Linked DNA regions of Homo sapiens: all the other regions are linked to region 1. Evidence: chromatin contacts called from ENCODE Hi-C or POLR2A ChIA-PET data. All regions are on one chromosome and are shown on one strand. The core of a region is the stretch at or near the end of the contact, and the rest is flanking DNA. Distances in the headings are between cores, read along the strand shown.

Evidence for each region. Hi-C counts contacts between places; a loop is a spot of excess contacts on that map. ChIA-PET counts read pairs that join two places held with the same protein, here RNA polymerase II (POLR2A). Pooled maps may share reads with other maps.
Region 2: a loop to region 1 is called in a map of CD4-positive, alpha-beta T cell, with 8 times the contacts of the local background. The contact joins the promoter of CEMIP2 here to the promoter of KLF9 in region 1. A Hi-C loop is called at or near these places in 7 of 168 maps with a recorded cell type or tissue (CD4-positive, alpha-beta T cell, CD4-positive, alpha-beta memory T cell, CD8-positive, alpha-beta T cell and 3 more), 7 of 37 single-sample maps with no recorded cell type and 20 of 50 pooled maps. POLR2A ChIA-PET finds 5 or more read pairs at or near these places in 6 of 52 experiments (BJ, CD4-positive, alpha-beta T cell, CD8-positive, alpha-beta T cell and 3 more).
Region 3: a loop to region 1 is called in a map with no recorded cell type, with 16 times the contacts of the local background. The contact joins the promoter of PABIR1 here to the promoter of KLF9 in region 1. A Hi-C loop is called at or near these places in 1 of 168 maps with a recorded cell type or tissue (naive thymus-derived CD4-positive, alpha-beta T cell), 1 of 37 single-sample maps with no recorded cell type and 6 of 50 pooled maps.
Region 4: a map of naive thymus-derived CD4-positive, alpha-beta T cell shows a loop between it and region 1 (5-fold over the local background). The contact joins the promoter of TJP2 here to the promoter of KLF9 in region 1. A Hi-C loop is called at or near these places in 3 of 168 maps with a recorded cell type or tissue (ascending aorta, chondrocyte and naive thymus-derived CD4-positive, alpha-beta T cell), 8 of 37 single-sample maps with no recorded cell type and 17 of 50 pooled maps.

What each region holds. Positions count from the first base shown.
Region 1 is chr9:70,413,292-70,415,991 of GRCh38, forward strand. KLF9 (KLF transcription factor 9) reads right to left here and starts at 1,366. Exons shown (of 2, transcript NM_001206.4): 1 at 1-1,366. The coding sequence starts at 72. KLF9-DT (KLF9 divergent transcript) reads left to right here and starts at 899. Exons shown (of 4, transcript XR_001746710.3): 1 at 899-1,119. RefSeq lists enhancers at 1-700, 529-608, 949-1,078, a silencer at 59-238 and a promoter at 415-1,217.
Region 2 is chr9:71,767,162-71,769,861 of GRCh38, forward strand. CEMIP2 (cell migration inducing hyaluronidase 2) reads right to left here and starts at 1,352. Exons shown (of 24, transcript NM_013390.3): 1 at 1,196-1,352. RefSeq lists enhancers at 1,010-1,691, 1,692-2,373 and a silencer at 1,447-2,116.
Region 3 is chr9:68,778,815-68,781,514 of GRCh38, forward strand. It overlaps PABIR1 (PP2A Aalpha (PPP2R1A) and B55A (PPP2R2A) interacting phosphatase regulator 1), which reads left to right and starts at 1,251. Exons shown (of 1, transcript NM_138333.5): 1 at 1,251-2,700. The coding sequence starts at 1,351. The coding sequence ends at 2,214. The region is part of intron 2 of PIP5K1B (phosphatidylinositol-4-phosphate 5-kinase type 1 beta); the gene reads left to right. RefSeq lists silencers at 740-1,154, 1,272-1,511 and an enhancer at 1,159-1,987.
Region 4 is chr9:69,172,827-69,175,526 of GRCh38, forward strand. It overlaps TJP2 (tight junction protein 2), which reads left to right and starts at 1,451. Exons shown (of 23, transcript NM_004817.4): 1 at 1,451-1,606. The coding sequence starts at 1,547. RefSeq lists a silencer at 1,040-1,469 and an enhancer at 2,360-2,549.

The DNA of each region.
Region 1 (2,700 bases), core at 116-2,615:
CACCGCAGCGCGGTTCGAAATGGAAACCAGACACTGGGCAGCCACGAAGTCCATGTAGGCGGCCGCGGACATGGTGCGGGCGACGGCAGCCCAGGCGGCGCGGACAAACTTGGCGGTGGCTGCGGAGGTTCGGCTCGCCCTGCCCTGGCCTCGGACGACGAGCGCGGCGCGGCGCGGCACGGCGCGGCGGCCAAGGGGGCGGGGGCGCGGGGCGCTTCCGACTCGCAGGAGCGCCGAGGCGACCTCAGCCCCTCATCTTTACGTAACCGGCAGCGCCTCCGCACGCAGCATCCACGGCCCCGGGCTCCGCCGCGCCGCCGCCTCTAGCCGCCGCCCCTGCCCCGCGCCGGCCGCGATCCCCCGACGGGCGCGCCGGCCCCTCTGAGCCGGCTCCCTTGGAAAGATGCCACACGTGGCGGTCGCAAGTTTATTCGACTGAAAACGCCCCCGAGGCGCTGGGAGAGGAAACTGCAAGAGAGGTGCACGCCCTCGGCCGCCTCGCCGTCGAGCCAAAGCCCCAGGACATTCACCCGATCACCCCGACGCGGGTGGCGAGGGTCCCGCCGAGCGCCAGGTCTAAGAGACACTTTTTCCCGAGTCCACTGACGGCTTCTGAACCCCTGCTCCGGCCGGTCCGCACCGTTCCGGCATTCTCTTGCTCAGTAACAATTTCGCAGAATCCCATCACGTCACAAACCAAACCCCCTCCAATTGGCCAGTGGGGAGGGTGATTCAACTCTGTTTACTTTCTCCCCCTGCCAGTCAGAACGGCCTTCGGTGGAGAGGTGCGTCTAGAACTGAGGCGTGCGGCCAATCCGACTGTTCCGTTTCGCTGCCTCGTGCTACCCCTACAGCCTCGAACACTGACATTTAAAAGGGTAACAGCTGGGAGGCAGGGAAGGGGCAGCCGCACACTTTCGGAGTGCCTCGCGGTCCCGTGGCCGGTCCGGGCCTCCTGGCTCACGTTCCAGCTTGCGGAGCTTTGGGACACATCTTTCCTAGTCAGTTGCGCTCGTTCCTATGGCAAAAGAGAACTTCAGCTTCGGTTTTCCAGCTCCCAAACAGTTAAGTGACTTCCTGCAAACGCTACAGTCCCAGCAACCAGCCTTCCAATCAAAAGTAAGTTGGTTGATGTCACTGGCATTGGCTCGGCCAATCACAAGGGCGTTCCGAAAGCAAGCGCTCGACACTTGTAAACGCGAAGAGCTGTAGTGAAACTGGACACATCTTTGTATTTTGTGTTGCTGGTAGTAAATTTGAGTTATGGATGAGAGGACAGGGGTGATGAATAAATGCAGTGTGAATCTATAATTAAAAAAACCCCATTATGTCAGGATAAGTCCAAGAATAAACACAAATGAGTAAGAATTCGTTTTGTTATATATTTTTTGGATGCAGCATACTTTGGGGCAGATGTTTAAAAATTCTTCCATCCAATACATTAACTATGACCAATTCATCTTAAAAATGCAGTGCTAACAAAAGTTCTGGTTTTACAGCATAGCCTTTTTACTGCCTGAGATTCTTCCATTGAAACATCCCATCTTTGCTTGTCATATCTCTTAATTCCTCTACTTCTCTGGTGCAATTTAGTCTAAATAAATTCTTTTAGCTTTATTTGGAGGCTATTTTTAACCCACTTTCAGAAAAACGGAGACAAAAACCATTCATTTGTGTAACTTTTATAAAAAACCCACCATTCTTAGCTCTTTTTCTTTCCAGAGCCCCTGCATGGTTTTTAGGACATGTTTCTCTTCCCTCACTTCACAAATGTGGAAACTGAGTTACAGAGAAGTGACTTATTTATCTTATTAGACAGATAATGATAGAACTCAATAGAAACCACAAGTCTCCTGATTTCTAGCTCTTTGTGCTTGCAACTAAGCCCTTTTGGTTTTGTGAAATATTAACTGTGCAGAACAGATTTTTAGGGACTGGAACAAGCTGGAAATCCTTAGCCATGGAATACTGTGGCATTACTTGGTCAACAATTAGTATGGGTCTTGGAGTCTGATTAACTTGGTTTACCCCTCCGTCTGAATTAACGATGTGGTTGTTTTCCATCTTGATAGCTAGAAAAGAATCTAGGGCTAGTTCTTTTTGCAAGAGGCATACTGTCAGCACAATTCATTAAAAATAATTCACTTTCGTGAATGTGAGAGGTACCTGATTCTATGTGATGCAGATTCGGTGAGTTCCAACCCTGACCCCCCACTGGCTATTAACCTTTGTTAAGAGAAAGTTACACCAGGTTCTGGTCTCCGAGGCAAGGGTCTCAAATTGACTCTACCAATGTGAGATCTACAGTAGTTTCTTTTGACTTTGTTTTTAAAGTGGTACATCAAAAATAATAATAATAAAAAAAAAGTTAGCCAGGCGTGGTGGCTCGCACCTGTAGTCCCAGCTACTCAGGAGGCTGAGGCTGAAGGACTGCGTCAGCCTAGGTCAAGGCTGCAGTGAGCCCTGATTACACCACTGTACTACTCCAGCCTGGGCAACAGAGCAAGGCCCTGTTTTTTTTGTTTTTTTTTAAATCATAACTAAGGGTGGCTCAGGTAAGTAAGAGTATAATAGATTTTAATTAAAAAATAACAAACCTGACAAGACCAGTTCAATAAAAGTGTACAGCTTAAAAAAATAAAGAAAACAACAACAAAAATATTAAAGTGGTACAGGGAAGATATTGCAGTAGGTGACTGC
Region 2 (2,700 bases), core at 102-2,601, 1.4 Mb after region 1:
AACCAAAGAAAGATAAGGCTAACCATTTTAAAGGTGTTTTTTTAACACTGAGCCATTTCCAACAGATTTGCCTGGCTGCTCTGGGGAGTCAGGCCTCCCTCAGCTCAGGTGAAGCCTCTACCCTTTCCCCTCTCTCTAAATTCTTCTCACTTTTTACCGGGAAGAGCAGCACATCTCAATACATGCAACTGTGCAGCAGCGCATCACTCTGTCACACTGAATCAAGGGGAGTGAACTCAAGGCAGTGAGTAGCTCATGTGCACAATGAAAGTTTTAAAAATTATTAGGCAGTCTATCCTTAATCCCAACTGCTGATAAAAGGAGATATATATCAAAGTCTGTTTTCCTAACCTGCGGAGAATTCAAGTGAGCTGTTTCCGCTCCAGGTCGAAGTCTGGTGACACTCATCAACCCTCAGCAGAGAGCATCCAGGGAATTCAGGACCTTGGTTTTATCGCTAAGGGTGTAGCCACTAGTGCTATTAACAGCAGCACTCTGGGTCCTCACAGAGAGGGCCCCCCTCCTTTACCAGGATCTCCCAACTCTGCAGAGAAAAGCTGGGAATAGGGTCCAGGGCTAAGGCTATTCCCCAGATTTAAAGGAAGCTGTACACGATTTTAAAGCCTCACCTTACCTCAGCTAACAGAGAGGCAGGGGGCGGAGGGCGGAGGACCCACCAACCCAGGGGAATTGTAAGGAGACAAAGATGACCCCAAACGCACAAGCGCGCGCGCACTGAAGCCCGGACTGCAAAGCACATTCCATCAACCTTTCACTGTAATCGGCTTACTGTGGGGTTTATCCCCTCACCCCATCCCTCTCCAGAAAGTTTAAGGCTGTTCGCACCGACTTTGAAAGGTCCATTGTTCCCTTCCCCGTAAACGTAATGAAAAGAGAGAGTGGAGAGAAAGAAATCAAGACACCGTTCCCGAGGACCCTTTCTTAAGAAGAGAGGACTGACTCCTGGGGAGTCGGGTCAGTCCCAATCCAGAGATGAAACCGGGAAAGGAGGCGCACGGGGGAAGGGCGGGAGGACGTTTTCCTTTTCGGCAGAAATGCCCAACGCCGGAGCCGGCCAGGCCGCCGGGAGCAGAAAAGGTGGGCGAGACCCGGGTCTGCGTCCCCGCAGTGGCCCCCGAGGGCAGCAAACGAGGTGGAGCGGGGTGGGGGGGCGGGTGACCGAGTCGCTTCTTACCTTCCCCTACCCCGCTTAGCGTCCGTTAACTCAGGTGCCTACACAGCGGTCCAGGGAGACGGAGAGGAGTCCCTGGCGTCCTCGGGTCCAGATCTCCTCTCCATGGCCAGGAAGCCACTCGATTGCCGGCGCCCGCAGCTGCCGCTCGTACTCAACTGGCAGCCGCAGCCTCTGCCTGGAGGTGAAATACTCTCCTCCCGAGAGTGACGCGCACTTCCCTCCGCCTCCGCCTCCTCCTCCTCCTCCTCCTCCTGCCCCGAGCCTCGGGGGCAGGGGCCTCGGCTCGCTCTCTCCCGGAGCCGCCGCTCGGCTTTCTCCGTTCCTTCCCCTCCGGGAGAAAGAGGAGGAGAATCGTGGCCCGGGCGGCGCGGGCCTGAGCGTCCCCGCGACAACAGGGGAGGAGGCGGCGGCGCGGGGCAGAGTGGGGTCCCAGGAGTCGCTCTTGTCCCTGGTCGGCGGGCGCCGCGGCTTGCTAGGGTCGCGCTCAGCCTCCGCCGGCCAGACAAGCAGCCCGGCTCGGCTGGGCCGGGAACTGTGGATTGGGCGGGCGGGCGGGCGGGCGGTGGAGAGCGAGGGAGGCGGAGGGAGAGGAGGAGCCTGCCATCAGAGGAGGCGGTGGCCCCGCCCGGCCCCTCCCGCCGGCCCCGCTCCCCGCGAGCTGCGAAAGCGGAGGCTCAGCGCCACTCGCTGCCGCGCGCTGGAACAGCGCCCGAGCGCACTGCCGGCGGGGCAGAGCCCCAGCCAGCGCCCCCCGCTGCGGCTGCAGGCTCCTACCCTTCCTGGGCGCGCACACCCGCCTGGCCGAACCGGAGCCTGTGCCTCCAGCACCCCCAGATAAGGCTGGTACTGCGCCTGTCACTCCCTGGCTGAGCCTGACACTGCGCCCCCAAAGTCCCCTGGCTGAGCGTGACTGCACCCCATCAACCCTCGGCTGCGTCAGACTTTGAGCCCCATCACCCGTAAAGAGATTTCCACACTCCCACAAATGTTCTGAGCGTCCAGTCACAGCCCCTACCTGGCCAGGCGCGAGCGCCAGGTTCTCAGCGCTGTCAGAAGAACCAGCCTGCTCTGGGACACAGGGCAGCTCTTCTGGTCCCTTGGAGCAACCCCAGCATCCCGCTCGCAGGCCGGAATAAATATACTTAGGTCTTCCCACGCCCCCTACCTGCGCCACTCTGGAGTGGCGGCCGCTTGCAGAGGTGGCGCCGAAAGCCACGCCCCGGCCCACCCCAGTGCCAAAACGCCGCTCTGAGGACACCGGCACCGGCCCTGAAGCAGCCCTGCCGCCGCCACCCTGCCCCCTCGCTGGAGCTGCTCTCACAGCCTTGGCTCTGGGTGAGGGCGCGGCCCGGGCTGGATCACTCAGACGCACGAGGTCCCGAGCTAGTGACAGCTGCAGGACTGCCAAATCCGGGCCGTCGTCATCCTCGATTTAATTGGAATTGGAAGTTTTCCCTCCAGGAAACTCTTTCAGTGAATAATATACAAGGTAGGATAGTTTAGTT
Region 3 (2,700 bases), core at 1-2,500, 1.6 Mb before region 1:
GGCACTGCCCTTTTTTCTTTTTCTGCTAACTCATCAAACTCATGGCTGCCTCCGGCCTTAGCACTTGCTATTCTCTCTGCTTGGAATACTCATTCCCCAGATGTCCACGTGACTTACTGCTTCTTGTCATTTAGATCTCAACTCTAATTGTCCCCTGACTTCTATCAGTAGTGCTCCATCACACCATCTTACTTTTCCTAAGGCTTACCACTATCTGAAAATAGCCTGCGTTTCTCTATTTTCCCCTCAGTAAGAATTAAAAGTTCATACTAGGGCCCATTTCCTAGCAGTGTTTGGCACATAGTAAGTATGCTGAAAAAAAAAAACCTTGACTGACTGAATAAATGAACAAATAAACTCACTTTTAATGAGATATCAAGGTTTTATATTAATTACATGAGCCAAGAATTGTGGTTTCATTTTTAAAATGTGAGGACCTACTGGTTTAATCCTTCATACTTCACACATATGCTTGTGCTGGAACTATGACTGTAAATCAATAGCAATACCATCCTCTGTTTTGGCTTCTTCCCCTAACCTAAATAGTTCTCAGATTTACTTTTCTCTCCATCTCCACTGCCACACTGTCACCTTAGTGCAAATGACCATCCTCTCTGGCCTTTTTTCTGTAAGGTTTTAATCTCCCAATATGTATTCTCCAGACTGCAGGCCAGTGAGCTTTTCAGTTGCTGTTACACCCATGCTTGAAAACCCTTTAAGTTTTCATTGTTCTCAAGATAAAGACCAGAATGTGGTCTGGTCCACCACCTCACGTCAGGCCAGCCCTCACTCTCCACTCCAGGCCACACTTTCTCCTCCCCTCCTGGTTCCCGCCTGCCAACTGGCTGGGTAGCCGTTGCTTCCCGCTTCCTGCAAAGTTCTACATCGCACCCATTTCGCCCACTTCTTCAGATTTCAGGAGATTGTTCCTTCCTCGAGGAAGCCCTCCCTGATTAGGCCAAGCGCCACTCCACGTCATACAGCCCCACATCACCATGGGCCTCTCTTTCAGGGCTTTGTTTTATGAGTATGCAATCCAGAATATGACAATCTTATTGACATGCGTCAACGCGAGCTTGCGCTCAATAGCTATTTGCCGAAGGAATATACGGACTAGCGGCCCGACCACTCCTCGCCCCTCCCCTACCACTGCCGCGCACATATTACGCATTAAGCAGGCGCCGCGAGTACGGACATCGCGAGCGCCTGCGCGAAGGGCTACGCATGCGCAGAGGGGCCAGCCCGCTGACAGATTCTCGGTGGCGGCGGCAGCGGCGGCGGCCCTGGACTGCGGGGAATGGGAATCCTAGGTCCCTGACTGAGCACCTCCCCCGCCTCCCTGCCCCCGACATGGCTCAGGAGAAGATGGAGCTAGACCTGGAGCTGCCTCCGGGTACGGGCGGGAGCCCGGCGGAGGGCGGTGGCAGCGGCGGCGGCGGGGGCCTCAGGAGGTCTAACAGCGCCCCCCTGATCCACGGCCTCAGTGACACTTCGCCGGTGTTCCAGGCCGAGGCGCCGAGCGCCAGGCGGAACAGCACAACGTTCCCGAGCCGCCACGGCCTGCTGCTGCCGGCCTCCCCTGTCCGCATGCACAGCAGCCGCTTGCACCAGATCAAACAAGAAGAGGGCATGGACTTGATCAACCGAGAGACGGTCCACGAACGGGAGGTGCAGACCGCAATGCAGATAAGCCACTCCTGGGAGGAAAGTTTCAGCCTGAGTGACAACGACGTGGAGAAATCCGCCTCCCCCAAGCGCATCGATTTCATTCCTGTGTCACCAGCACCGTCACCCACTCGGGGAATTGGGAAGCAGTGTTTTTCGCCATCCTTGCAAAGTTTTGTAAGTAGCAACGGATTGCCTCCAAGCCCTATTCCCAGCCCAACGACCCGATTTACCACCCGGAGAAGCCAGAGCCCCATCAATTGCATTAGACCAAGTGTTCTTGGACCATTGAAAAGAAAATGTGAAATGGAAACTGAATATCAGCCAAAGAGATTTTTCCAGGGCATCACCAACATGCTTTCTTCTGACGTTGCACAGCTGTCAGATCCTGGTGTGTGTGTATCTTCGGATACCCTTGATGGAAACAGCAGCAGTGCCGGATCTTCTTGTAACTCACCAGCGAAAGTCAGCACTACCACCGACTCTCCTGTGTCACCTGCCCAAGCGGCTTCTCCATTTATTCCACTAGATGAACTTTCGTCTAAGTGATTCACTCATCCTGAGACTTTCTTTTTGCAGTGGAGAGAGAGAATAATCTAGTTGGGGCAAACACTGAACTTTGTCAATTAATTTGAGGCTATTTCCTATTTGACCCCTTTTCTTTTTTGAAATTCCCTGAAATGATGTTATTCTAGAGAACTTCTATGTCAGGTTCCTTTGGATACCCTTGAATTCAGTGTAGTAATATTTTCAGACGTTTCCCCAATAAGTGTGTTGAAGCATACATCTTTACGCTGCTAATATGTCTAAATACATATGTTATCCCTTGATTTTTTTAAATAACTGAGAGCTCTATTTATTTATGGGATTATTAAGTTCTGATGAAAATATAAATGTTGACTTAATCAGCATAGTAAACTGATGTTTAAAATTCCATACTTCATGCCCACACTAATTTTTAATGTTATTTTCAGTGGTTGCCGATTTCCATTTGATGAAGAACTATACAGCTTAAAAAAATACGTTAGTTATATC
Region 4 (2,700 bases), core at 201-2,700, 1.2 Mb before region 1:
CTTCCCAAAGTGCTGGGATTACAGGCATGAGCCACCGTGCCTGGCCAGATTTGGGAAACATTTTATAAATAGGTGCTTAGATCAGGAGAGCAATGCCTTACATCAGGAATACAACCAAAATGTCTAAGTCCGGAGACTCGAGGCAAAGTGGGAAACGTTACTCACAGTGCTTTTTATCCAGAGGCGTGGACTTAGTTACTCCAAAGGAGTCCAGAAGCATAACACTTCTGGAGAGGCATCTACTGGACTTGTTTTTCCACGAAACTTCTAGACTTGTTTTGATCAGGCAGGAAGTGAAGCAACTTTTCAGGGAGAGAGCCCAGCATCTGCATCTCCTCTGGGACAGACCACACCTTTTACCTTCTACTTGTGAGCCTAGGACGAGTTTTGCTTTCCAATTAAGGGAAGAGCAGGGCAGGCAAAACTATTCTCTTACAAGATGGTTTTTTAAGATTTCAAACCCAAGGTTATATTTTTAATCGGTACCTGTTTGGATTCTCCAAATTAATTTATATGCTCTTAAAATAAAGACACTTAACGTCACTGCACAATTCTTTGCACATGGAGGACTTCGAAAGGAATAAGCACACTGAATTGCATTAGATGAATCCTGTCAGATAAGCACTTGTGACCTACTGGCAACCTTTTATAAGCTGATGATGGGAGAGGAGTTTCAATCTCTTTATTGGAGTTGTTGGAAATGTGCCAAAGAGATAACCTGGAATATATTGTCCTGAAAAGTCCTGTTTTAATATTTAATACGAACATCTTATAACCCTCGGAATTCGGGTAGGCAGTTGTTGGGCTGAGAAATGTGGGGTACAAGGCCGTGTATGTGTTGGTTAGCCGGGCAGGCCTCTAGACAGGACCTAAAACTTTGAGGTTTTCCCAGTTCGACTCTTCGTAGGAGAACTGAAGCTGCCTGTGTGAGGCCCTGCGAACCTCGCCAAAAAGTCTTCCTACAGGATGCCCCCGCGACCTCACCGGGGAAACACCGCGGACAGTCGGGCCAGCAGCGCCCGGAGCTCACTCCAGGTCTCCAAACTTGCAGCACTTCCCAGAGCGCGCGCGCTCGGAGCGGGACCTGCTTGCTCCAGTGCACGCCGCGGAGCGAACCATCGGGCTGGCGGGGGTGGAGGGGTGCAGGCGTGGGGGCTGCGGGCCGCTCGGGCCTTGGGCTTCTCCTGCCGCCGCCGCCGCCTCCCGCCCCCGGCCAGGAGTCGCGCGTGACGCGGTTCGCCGCAGGAGCCTCGAAGGCGCGGCGCCGGCGAGCCCTTCCCCGGCAGGCGCGTGGGTGGTAGCGGCCAATTTGACAGTTTCCCGGGCCGGGCGGCCAGCGCGGAGGCGCCACGCTCGGGTCGGGGGCGGGCTGACGCCGCCGCCGCCGCGGGAGGAGGGACAAAGGGGTGGGTCCCCGCGGGTCGGCACCCCGGCGGTTGGGCTGCGGGTCAGAGCACTGTCCGGTGGTGCCCAGGAGGAGTAGGAGCAGGAGCAGAAGCAGAAGCGGGGTCCGGAGCTGCGCGCCTACGCGGGACCTGTGTCCGAAATGCCGGTGCGAGGAGACCGCGGGTTTCCACCCCGGCGGGAGCTGTCAGGTTGGCTCCGCGTAAGTGCCTCCTTGTGCCGCGCGGTTGGGAGGAGGGTCGTGAGCGTGAGCGTGGGAGCGCTGGGGGCTCTGCTCGCGTGCTGCTCTGAAGTTGTTCCCCGATGCGCCGTAGGAAGCTGGGATTCTCCCATCCGGACGTGGGACGCAGGGGAGGGGTAGGTTTCACCGTCCGGGCTGATGACTCGTGGCCTCCGGGGCTCCTGGAACCTTTACTCTGAAGTCACTTGGGCTGGAGATTAAGGCGCGAGTAGGGGACACTGTCTTGAACCCGGTGTCCTGGATTTCTGCTGGCTTGGAGGCATCTCGTGTCTGTTGTGTCGCTTGCATGTCTTTGTGTTTTCCTTCTCTATTTCAAACCACACTCGGTATTGATGCAAAGTTACAGGCTTGTGTACGTGAGAGAAACTGAAAACTCATCACAGAGCAGAATCCCTTTTCCCTTTCAATCAGCTGCGTCTGTAATAGAAGTAAAAGTTGTTTTTTTTTTTTTTTTTTTCCAGTAGGGAATGGGGATGGAGGTTTGGAAGGACCCACAAAAGAGGAGTGTGATGAATGCTTTGTATTCTAGTACTAGCCTACCTGTCACCAGTTCTTTTTATGTCTTCATTTGTCAAGTTTCTGCTTTTACACGGTAGTTTAAGTTATAAATAATCAGGGATTTCTACCACAGGGTTTTAACATTCTTGAAATGTGGACAAACTTGGGAGTGAGTGCTCCCGCGCTTAGTAATGGAATACAGCCTCCCACCTCTATTTCAGCTTCAGTTCTTAGGCTAGGCTGCTTTTCTGGCAGCTGTCTGGCCTGAGTAATGATGGTTGTGGTTTCCCTGAAGTTCCCAGCGGAGAGTCATCCCATGATAGAAACTGCCTTGCGCTTCTCACTCACGCTCTCAGCCCGGGGAATCCCAGCGGGGAGGAGGGAGGGAGGTCGTTTTCTTCAGCTCCCCAGGTGGTCTGTGCTGGGTGTGCTGACGGTCCTTTTGGGAAAACAGGTCCACCTTTGCCAGCGTAATTCAGAAAGAGATGTAATTTTCTGAGAGCACACACCTGGGCAGGAGATCGCTTGAAGTGAGAAATTCGTAGTGGTAAATGTAT